Linked DNA regions of Homo sapiens: all the other regions are linked to region 3. Evidence: chromatin contacts called from ENCODE Hi-C or POLR2A ChIA-PET data. All regions are on one chromosome and are shown on one strand. Each heading gives the region's core, a stretch centred on a gene start or an enhancer-like site at or near the end of the contact. The rest is flanking DNA. Distances are from core to core; before and after follow the strand shown.

Region 1 (2,700 bases), core at 42-2,541, 300 kb before region 3:
ACAAATAAATACTGTATATATTCAAAGTGTACAACACGATGATTTGGTTTGCATACACATTGTGTAATGATTTTATTTTTTCTTTTTCATTCACTTATTTCCTGAACTCCGGCAGCTTACGTTTTACCTCCTTTGGTCATCTCACCTTCTCTTCTTCAAGATATTACTTCTGTTTTATGATTGTTTTGTGGAAACAATTGCTTCATTACATTTTTTAAAAAATTTACAGCAAGAGACCGGGTGTGGTGGCTCACGCCTGTAATCCCAGCACTTTGGGAGGCTGAGGAGGGCGGATCACCTGAGGTCAGGAGTTCGAGACCAGCCTGACCAACATGATGAAACCCCGTTGCTACTAAAAATACAAAAATTAGCTGTGGCACATGCCTGTAATCCCAGCTACTTGGGAGGCTGAGGCAGGAGAATTGCTTGGACCTGAGAGGCAGAGGTTGCAGTGAGCTGAGATTGTGCCATTGCACTTCAGCCTGGGGAACATGAGCGAGACTCCATCTCAAAAAAAAAAAAAAAATTTGCAGCAAAATGTTCAAAATTTTAATCTGCTCTGAGGTAATGTTTTCTTTTCTTTTTTCTTTTTTTTTTTTTTGAGACGCAGTCTCATTCTGTCACCCAGGCTGGTGTGTTGTGGCATGATCTCGGGTTACTGCAACCTCTGCCTCCTGGGCTCAAGTGATTCTCGTGCCTTAGCCTCCCAAGTAGCTGGGTGTGCCACCACACCCGCTAATTTTTCTATTTTTAGTAGAGACAGGGTTTCATCATGTTGCTCAGGCTGGTCTCGAACTCCTAACCTCAGGTGATCCCCCTTCCTCACCCTCCCAAAGTGCTGGGATTACAGGCGTGAGCCACTGAGCCTGGCCTGAGGTAATGTTTTCATGGTGATTATTCATCAGCATTTGTTTTTCTGTTTCTTTTTCATTTCCTTTTTTTTTTTTTGAAGCAGAGTCTCGCTCTGTCACCCAGGCTGGAGTGCAGTGGCACCATCTCAGCTCACTGCAATCTCCACCTCCCAGGTTCAAGTGATTCTCCTGCCTCAGCCTCCCAAGCAGCTGGGATTACTGGCACGCACCACCGTGCCCAGCTACTTTTTGTATTTTTAGTAGAGACAGGGTTTCGCCATGTTGGTCAGGCTGGTCTTGAACTCCTGACCTCAGGTGATCTGCCCACCTTGGCCTCTCAATGTGCTGGGATTACAGGCGCGAGCCACTGCACCCGGCCTAATTTTTGTTTTTTTAGTAGAGACAAGGTTTCACCATGTTGACCAGACTGGTCAACCACTCAAACTCCTGACCTCAAGTGATCTGCCCGCCTTGGCCTCCCAAAGTGCTGGGATTACAGGCATGAGCCACAGCGCTCAGCCTCTTTTTCATTTTCTTCCTTAAATCTTTTTTGGTTCTTTTTTGACTGTTCATCTTTGAATGAAGTGAATTTTCTTAGCTCAACTATTTACAGGAGATTTGTGTTGTGAAGGGGTCAGGGACATCTTCTGTATCAGTGGGAATTTTTCTTTTGATCCAGGGTTTTGCATATGAGATACTTTAGCCTTTTCTTCTTCGCAGGCAATGAAGACAGGCAGCTGCACAGCTGTGCACAGTGGGATCTCTTCTCACTTCTCATGAACATGTGGCTTCCTGTGAATATGACTTGTGTGTGGAGTTCTAATTTAGTCCCAATTTCTCTGCTACTCAAAATCAAAATGGGTCCAGAGAAACTGGTGCTACCAGCCTACCCACCTGTGTTAGTCAGTTGGAACTGCCGTAACAAAATACAACAAACTCAGTGGCTTAAAACATCAGGAATTTATTTTCTCACAGTTCTGAAGGCTAGAAGTGTGAAATCAAGGGGTCTGAGGGTTGGTCCTTCTTGAGGCTCTGAAGGAGAGTGTGCTCCATGCCTCTCTCCTCGCTGCTGGTGGTAGCCCTGGCATTCCTTGGTTTGTAGACGCATCACTACAATCTCTGTCTCCGTCTTTGAATGCTGGTCTCCTTTCTATGTCCGTGTCTACATTTTCCTCTTTTTTTTTTTTTGGAGACAGGGTCTTACTCTGTCACCCAGGCTGGAGTGCAGTGGCACAATCTCGGCTCACTGCAACCTCCACCTCCTGGGTTCAAGTGATTCTCCAGCCTCCGCCTCCCAAGTAGCTGGGATTACAGGTGTGCACCACCATGCCAGGCTAATTTTTTTGTATTTTTAGTAGAGATGGGGTTTCACAATGTTGGCCAGGCTGGTCTTGAACTCCTGACCTCAAATGATCCGCCTGCCTTGGCCTCCCAAAGTGCTGGGATTGCAGGTGTGAGCCACTGAACCCTGCCATTTTCCTCTTCTTATAAGGACACCAGTCGTTGTATTAGGACCCATCCTAATCTAGTATAACCTCACCCTAAGGATTACATCTACAGAGACCCTATTTCCAAATATGGTCACATTCACAGGTACCAGGGGTTAGGACTTTCACATATCTTCTGGGTGGGGGGTCACAAATCCATAACACTGCCTTCTTCCCATTGTTGCACAAATGGGGCTATTACTTTTTTTTTTTTTAACTTCAGTATACACATCTCACTGGGTGAGCTATTAAGCTCTTACTGAGCTCTTCTGGGGCCCACTCTCGGCCTCCTGTTGTGCCTTTCCTCACAAGCCTTTGCTTTTGGTACCCCTTACACTTATTTTACAGTTATTTTGTTTTAC
Region 2 (2,700 bases), core at 177-2,676, 490 kb after region 3:
AGGACCTGGCCCACAGTAACTATGTGTTGAATGCTTGAATATGTAAAGAACTGAATGGATAAATGCTCACTGAATGGGACTTTTTCTTCCCTGTGTATTAAGAAACAGGACAACCAAAAGTTGCTGTCTACAGCTGAATTCAGACCCTCTCTTGGGGTTGTTATTCTTAGCTTTTAAGTATCTAAAGAACTAGGTTGGGCATTTTCTGCCCCCCACCCCACATGTTCATCTCAGTTTCCAGAGAGGCTATAACACTCTCCCAGAGGGTAGTACTTTCTGCTTGTCTCTTCAGTGGATGCGCAACTAATTTCTAAACACCAAGGCCACATCTGCCACCAGCAGGTGAAAAGGAGCAGGCTGTTTAAGTGGTCCTGGAATCTGGGGTCTAGATTCTAACTCAAAGTACATCTTTTTGGAGTCTAGCTGTAGCAATAAGATACTTGTTGAGGTTTTCATAAGCTGTTGGGAACAGGAAAGCTAAAGTTCCATTTATTATCCCCCTATTTTTTTAACCAATATCATTTTTCAATTTAAATAGGAATATTTCCTGTCTTGGGCAGAGAAAAATCTGTTGATTCACAGGGACCTAAAGCATGTGAATGGACATGCTTTAGGTCTATGTGAATCAATAGATTTTTTTTGATCTTTAAAATCTTAGGTCCATGTAAATCATGTTAGCAAAGATTTACACTTTTAAATTGTGGACAAACATGCCTTAAACAGAGCTTTGGAAAAAATACAGAGTTCGTATTTTTTGGGGTGATATGAGGGATAGCAAATCCTAAGTTCTTACAGACATTTATAATAGAATTTGCCTTTATTAGACAACATAAGTTAACGAGTTAATGGCAATAAAGGGATGTAAAACTGGAGTTAAAGCTGGAATGTGAGGTGGGTGAACAGAGATGACCGGGTAGGCTCACTTGTTCTTTGAGCTGATTCACTTTCTCTTGAAGAAGCCTTTTCACTAGTTTCAGTTTCTGTTCAACTTCTATCATTCGTTCCTCCATGACAGTTACCAGTTGTTCCTGGTTTCCCTGAAGGGAAGAAAAGTATATTATTCGAAAATCATGTCACACTGAAAACACTGGTTTATTTTCCCCACAAGATGCCTAGAGAAAGGACAGCAAATGTTTTGCCTTTGTAACAGGAAGGATGGATTTCTCATGAAATGAGAGTTTTGAGCCCTGCATGGATTGCATATGTCAGAAAAGTAACCCTATCAGATAAAGGATCAGACTGAAAAATCAAAAGAATCTTACCTGTGTTACCATCATCCCCCTGATATAAAGCAAAATTCTGAAAACCCATAATTTAATACCTGTGAGTACCTCTAGTAAAATGGACATCCAAGGTAACTTGGAAGATCGCTATCAACCTCCCATCTGTGATCTGGGTCTCTGCAATGTTATGGGCCTCTCAACAACAAAACAAGCACTGAATATATTCAGGGTTTCCTAACATAACCAATCAGCTTGCAATATGCATGTCTGTTTTTCCTTTGAAGTGGCTGATGACTGTGAGGGTGGTAAGTTTCTTTCTTCATAATAGCCTCTTCCTGCCAATTTTTCTAGTCATCTGTTTCCCACTTGTAAATGTGAAGCACACATCTGGATTGGAGGATGGGTTTACTATCAGAGCAGATTGAAAATGAAAAATCTCCTGTTCTCACACAACGGTGATGGGTTAAGGAGTAAGTGAGTTTTGGAGAGGAGAGAGACCTAGAGAGATTAGAATGCAATTGACTTATTAGAATGCAACCCCCATCCCTCTGCAGTCCACCAAAATGTCCCCATAAGGAATTTCAGATTTCATAAAGGTATTAACAGCTGATGGTAGTTAAGATATACTTTAAAAGACATGCAGAATGACTAAACATGAGTCAAAGGCTACCATCTGTTTAGATACTAAGTAGTAACACTTAATCATAAAAGAAACCCTAAATCATGTAGTAACTATCCGGAGGATAAAAATTGTAATAGGCAAAGGTCTAATGCAGGAAGTAAGTTACAAAAAATTGGGCCTGGAGGACATCTAGCTTTTAAAAAGGCCTATATTTAAAAAAAAATAATAGCTTTTTAAAGTTCAAACATAAATACAAAATGATGTCTATTTGCCCAACAAAGCAAAACAAAAAAAAAGATAATTCAAAGAACATAGAGTTGGCAAAAGAGTGGAAAAACAGGAAAAACAAAGGCAGTCATATACTTAAAATTTATTTTATTGTTTCATCAAAAATTTCCTGTCAAAAAGATTTGTACATCTTATACAAAACAGTATAAATACCCCTGGTTTTCTTCAAATTCCATATATAAAAGTAGTACCTTTGGTTAAAAATAGTTACAACATATGGAATGAGAAAATATATAGACTACATCCTTTCAAGAATCTTAAATCCACACTCTTTAAAGGGTATAAATAAAATGATTTGTAACAAGCTGATGTTTGTGAATTTGATTCACAAGATCTGTCATTTCTACATAAATAAATAAGAGACATAATACTGCAAAGGTTTAACAGTAAAAATAATAAAATAATTTAAAAGAGCACTTAATTCCAACATATCTTAGCTTATGTCTCTGTGTGTGGTGTGTGTGCATGGGTGGGTGTGTGCATCTGTCTGCCATGGTAAGAAATGCCATCAATAGCAGCCCAGTTTTCACAGGTGCCCAATCCTTCTGTAGGAATCTGCGTGCACTG
Region 3 (2,700 bases), core at 147-2,646:
TTTATAGAAATTTAATGTCTGAGGATATATTTTCCAAGTATAGTCTTTTAAATTAATCTTTATTTTTTCCTTATTTTAGAATGTATTCTTGGTTATTTTGCACAAAAGGCAGAAGAGACTAAGTCTGCATTAACGGCAAAGAAAGAAAGCCCCTGCTCAACAGGCATGACAGCTGATCACGCACCTATTCACAGTCTTTAAATGTCTTGATCTTACAGAAGGATTTATTATAAAAATGATCGTATGGTTACTACCTAAATTCACAGAGGAAGACCGCCACCATCTACAGGAAAGATGCACCCTAGCAATGCACCCAAACATGAAAGACTGATTTGCAGGAGTTGCCCCTTTCTTGTTCCTTAAAATGATTTCAAGTCCTAAATCGCAATTTGGTCGTGAAGACACTGAAGACACTGACCAAATTTTCTAAGGGTAATCTCTTGTAAACAGGTAAGACACCGTTTGCAGGAAGTGGGAAGGCGCTTTAAATTTACCTTGAGAACTGTAAAATGAATAAGAATATTATGACTCACTGACATTTCACACATGTGAAACATCCATATTACAAAAAACCATTGCCTCATAAGTGGATACCCTTGACAAGCAAACCGCCTAGGGGGAACACTCCCAAAGAACTTAATTAAAAGTAATTACCCGGCCTGAAAATGTGCTTTTGTTTTAGAAACTGTCTAAATACCAGCGGGACTTTCTCTTGCCCGATTCCAGCCTGAGGACAACAAATTGGTCAACGGCGGAAGTTGCCTGACGAAATGACTGCAACATGAAATCCAGTTTTATGATCATAACAAAACCTTCCTTCCGGGACCAGGCAAAAAAAAAAAACTTGAGAAACGTCCTTCAGAATGCAACAGGCAATTGTGAGCCCCCCATTGCCAGCCAACGAGAAACGGCTCGGCCCCGGGGACTCGAGCCCTGTGGGAGGGACGACCTGCTCCCCGTTAGAAGCTCGGGGGGCCACGGGCCACCCGCCGGCCGCCCCGCCCCTAGCACTGACCTTCCGCAGGGCCGAGACCAACAGTCCCCGCCATTTCGGACTGTTCTCCTCGCTGAAGAACTCGTAAGGCTGCGGCGCCTGCTGCATGGCCCCGGCGACAGCGCCTCCGCATCGGGGGCAGCCCGCGGGCCGGGCCGGTGGCCTGACAGGCAGGGCGCGGGCCGCCTCGCCTCGCCGGCGGCCGCCGCCTCCCGCCCGGGCCGAGGCTACGGCCGAGGCGGCTCGGAGGCGGCGCCGGCGGGCTGGCGGAGACCCCGGGGTCGGCTTCCTCCGCCGAGGCGGCCCTCGCCTCCCGCAGCGCCCGCAGAGGAAGCGCGGCGACCCGCAAGCCCGGGCGACCCCGGGCGGCGACCTCCTTTCCCGGCGGCGCTGGCCCGCTTCTGGGGCGGCTCCTCCTCCTTTGTCTGGGTTCGCGGCCCGTCAGGGGTACAGCTGGCCCAGCCCCGCCCCGACTCCCGCTACGGCCGCGGCGGGCGGTGAGCAGCGGCGGCGGCGGCGGCGGCTGCTCGTCTCCTCATCGCCTCCTCCCCGCCCTCCCAGCCGACAGCGCCGCCCGGCCCTGCCCACTCGAGTCACCTCCACAGAGCTCTGGGGACCGACCCGGAGTGCGCGTCGGGCGAGCGAGCCTCGCTATGGCGCGCACAGCGCTGGCCGCCGTTGCTGCCCCTTTAGCAGCAGCGCAGAGTGCCTTGGGGTCGCCGCTGAGCCCTGAGTCCCAGCAGCCGAGGCTCGGCCCGCCCCCTCGGCCCGGCGCTCATTATCCCGAATAGCCCAAGAGGCCTAACACGGAGCATGCGCGCCGCGGAGCAGGCACAGGCGCCAGCCCGGCGCGGGGGTGCGGGGCCTGGGGCCCCGGGGGAGTCCGCTTTTCCCGAGACTGTGCTGGGGGCCGCTCCAGACTCTTCAGTTTGACTGCTTTTTACCCATATGCTCCCTCCTCTCGACCTGCTTAAGACAATCCGGACTCGGTGCCACTCTTGTAGCGCTGGAGCCCCAGGACTACCGTCGTGGGAGGCTGCATAGGGACGTGGAGAGAAAGGGGCATTCGGGCTGGACAGGATATTTAACGTATTTGTGCTCTACGTGGCTTGTTTTCATGAGTACCGTATGTTTACACAAAGTAGGTACTATATATAATATATCGTTAGGAGATACAGTAACTATTTCTTAGGGTGATGGTGTGGGGACCGAGAGATGAGGCGTGGAAAGCCCTTAGCCTGGTGGTAGGGTCAGAAGGGGCAGATGACAGTGACGTTGATCAAGCTTGAATTGAAAGGTCCTTCACTTGCACGGGCCCCTGTGCGTTCACAAAATCATATCGTTTTTACAAAACTTTCAAGATATTTTCGAATTGTTTTCTTAATCGTGTCATCCAAATTGTGTAGGCTTCAGGTCCTACAAAACCTGGATCGGCGTCTAGGAAACACTCATTAGCAACCCAGAAAAGATCCTGACAAGCTTTTCAATCCAAAGAGGCATAGGCTCTGGTAACTCATTACCACAAATTTCATCCCACTAAAGAGGCTGAGCACATTACTTTTAACAGGTTGTAAAGAAGATATTTTACTCCCTGTCCCTAGCCACCAGCAGTGAGAAAGGGAAAAGACGAACAGGGTACAAAAAATAAGTCAGTACTACAATTCAGTTCCGGCATCAGTAGCTGAGCAATTATTCTCCCCAAAACA

Evidence for each region. A loop is a pair of places that touch in the nucleus more often than their neighbours do. ChIA-PET counts read pairs that join two places held with the same protein, here RNA polymerase II (POLR2A). Pooled maps may share reads with other maps.
Region 1: a pooled map shows a loop between it and region 3 (4-fold over the local background). The contact joins the enhancer-like site here to the promoter of SOS2 in region 3. A Hi-C loop is called at or near these places in 2 of 50 pooled maps. POLR2A ChIA-PET finds 5 or more read pairs at or near these places in 4 of 52 experiments (BJ, T-cell, WTC11 and 1 more).
Region 2: a pooled map shows a loop between it and region 3 (5-fold over the local background). The contact joins the enhancer-like site here to the promoter of SOS2 in region 3. A Hi-C loop is called at or near these places in 9 of 50 pooled maps. POLR2A ChIA-PET finds 5 or more read pairs at or near these places in 4 of 52 experiments (T-cell, WTC11 and activated naive CD4-positive, alpha-beta T cell).

Annotation. Positions count from the first base shown.
Region 1 is chr14:49,929,298-49,931,997 of GRCh38, forward strand. The region is part of intron 4 of LOC100506446 (a long non-coding RNA gene); the gene reads right to left. Among named protein-coding and RNA genes, the nearest start is that of MIR6076, 36 kb to the right of the region's middle. RefSeq lists enhancers at 984-1,033, 2,617-2,700. Within about 2 kb of position 1,292, at least 3 of the 41 ENCODE cell types and tissues checked have a DNase peak (open chromatin) inside an H3K27ac peak, as active enhancers do.
Region 2 is chr14:50,725,030-50,727,729 of GRCh38, forward strand. NIN (ninein) reads right to left here. Exons shown (of 31, transcript NM_020921.4): 30 at 924-1,037. Among named protein-coding and RNA genes, the nearest start is that of SAV1, 58 kb to the left of the region's middle. Within about 2 kb of position 1,427, at least 4 of the 41 ENCODE cell types and tissues checked have a DNase peak (open chromatin) inside an H3K27ac peak, as active enhancers do.
Region 3 is chr14:50,230,182-50,232,881 of GRCh38, forward strand. SOS2 (SOS Ras/Rho guanine nucleotide exchange factor 2) reads right to left here and starts at 1,397. Exons shown (of 23, transcript NM_006939.4): 1 at 1,016-1,397. The coding sequence starts at 1,102. RefSeq lists a silencer at 989-2,068 and an enhancer at 2,219-2,308.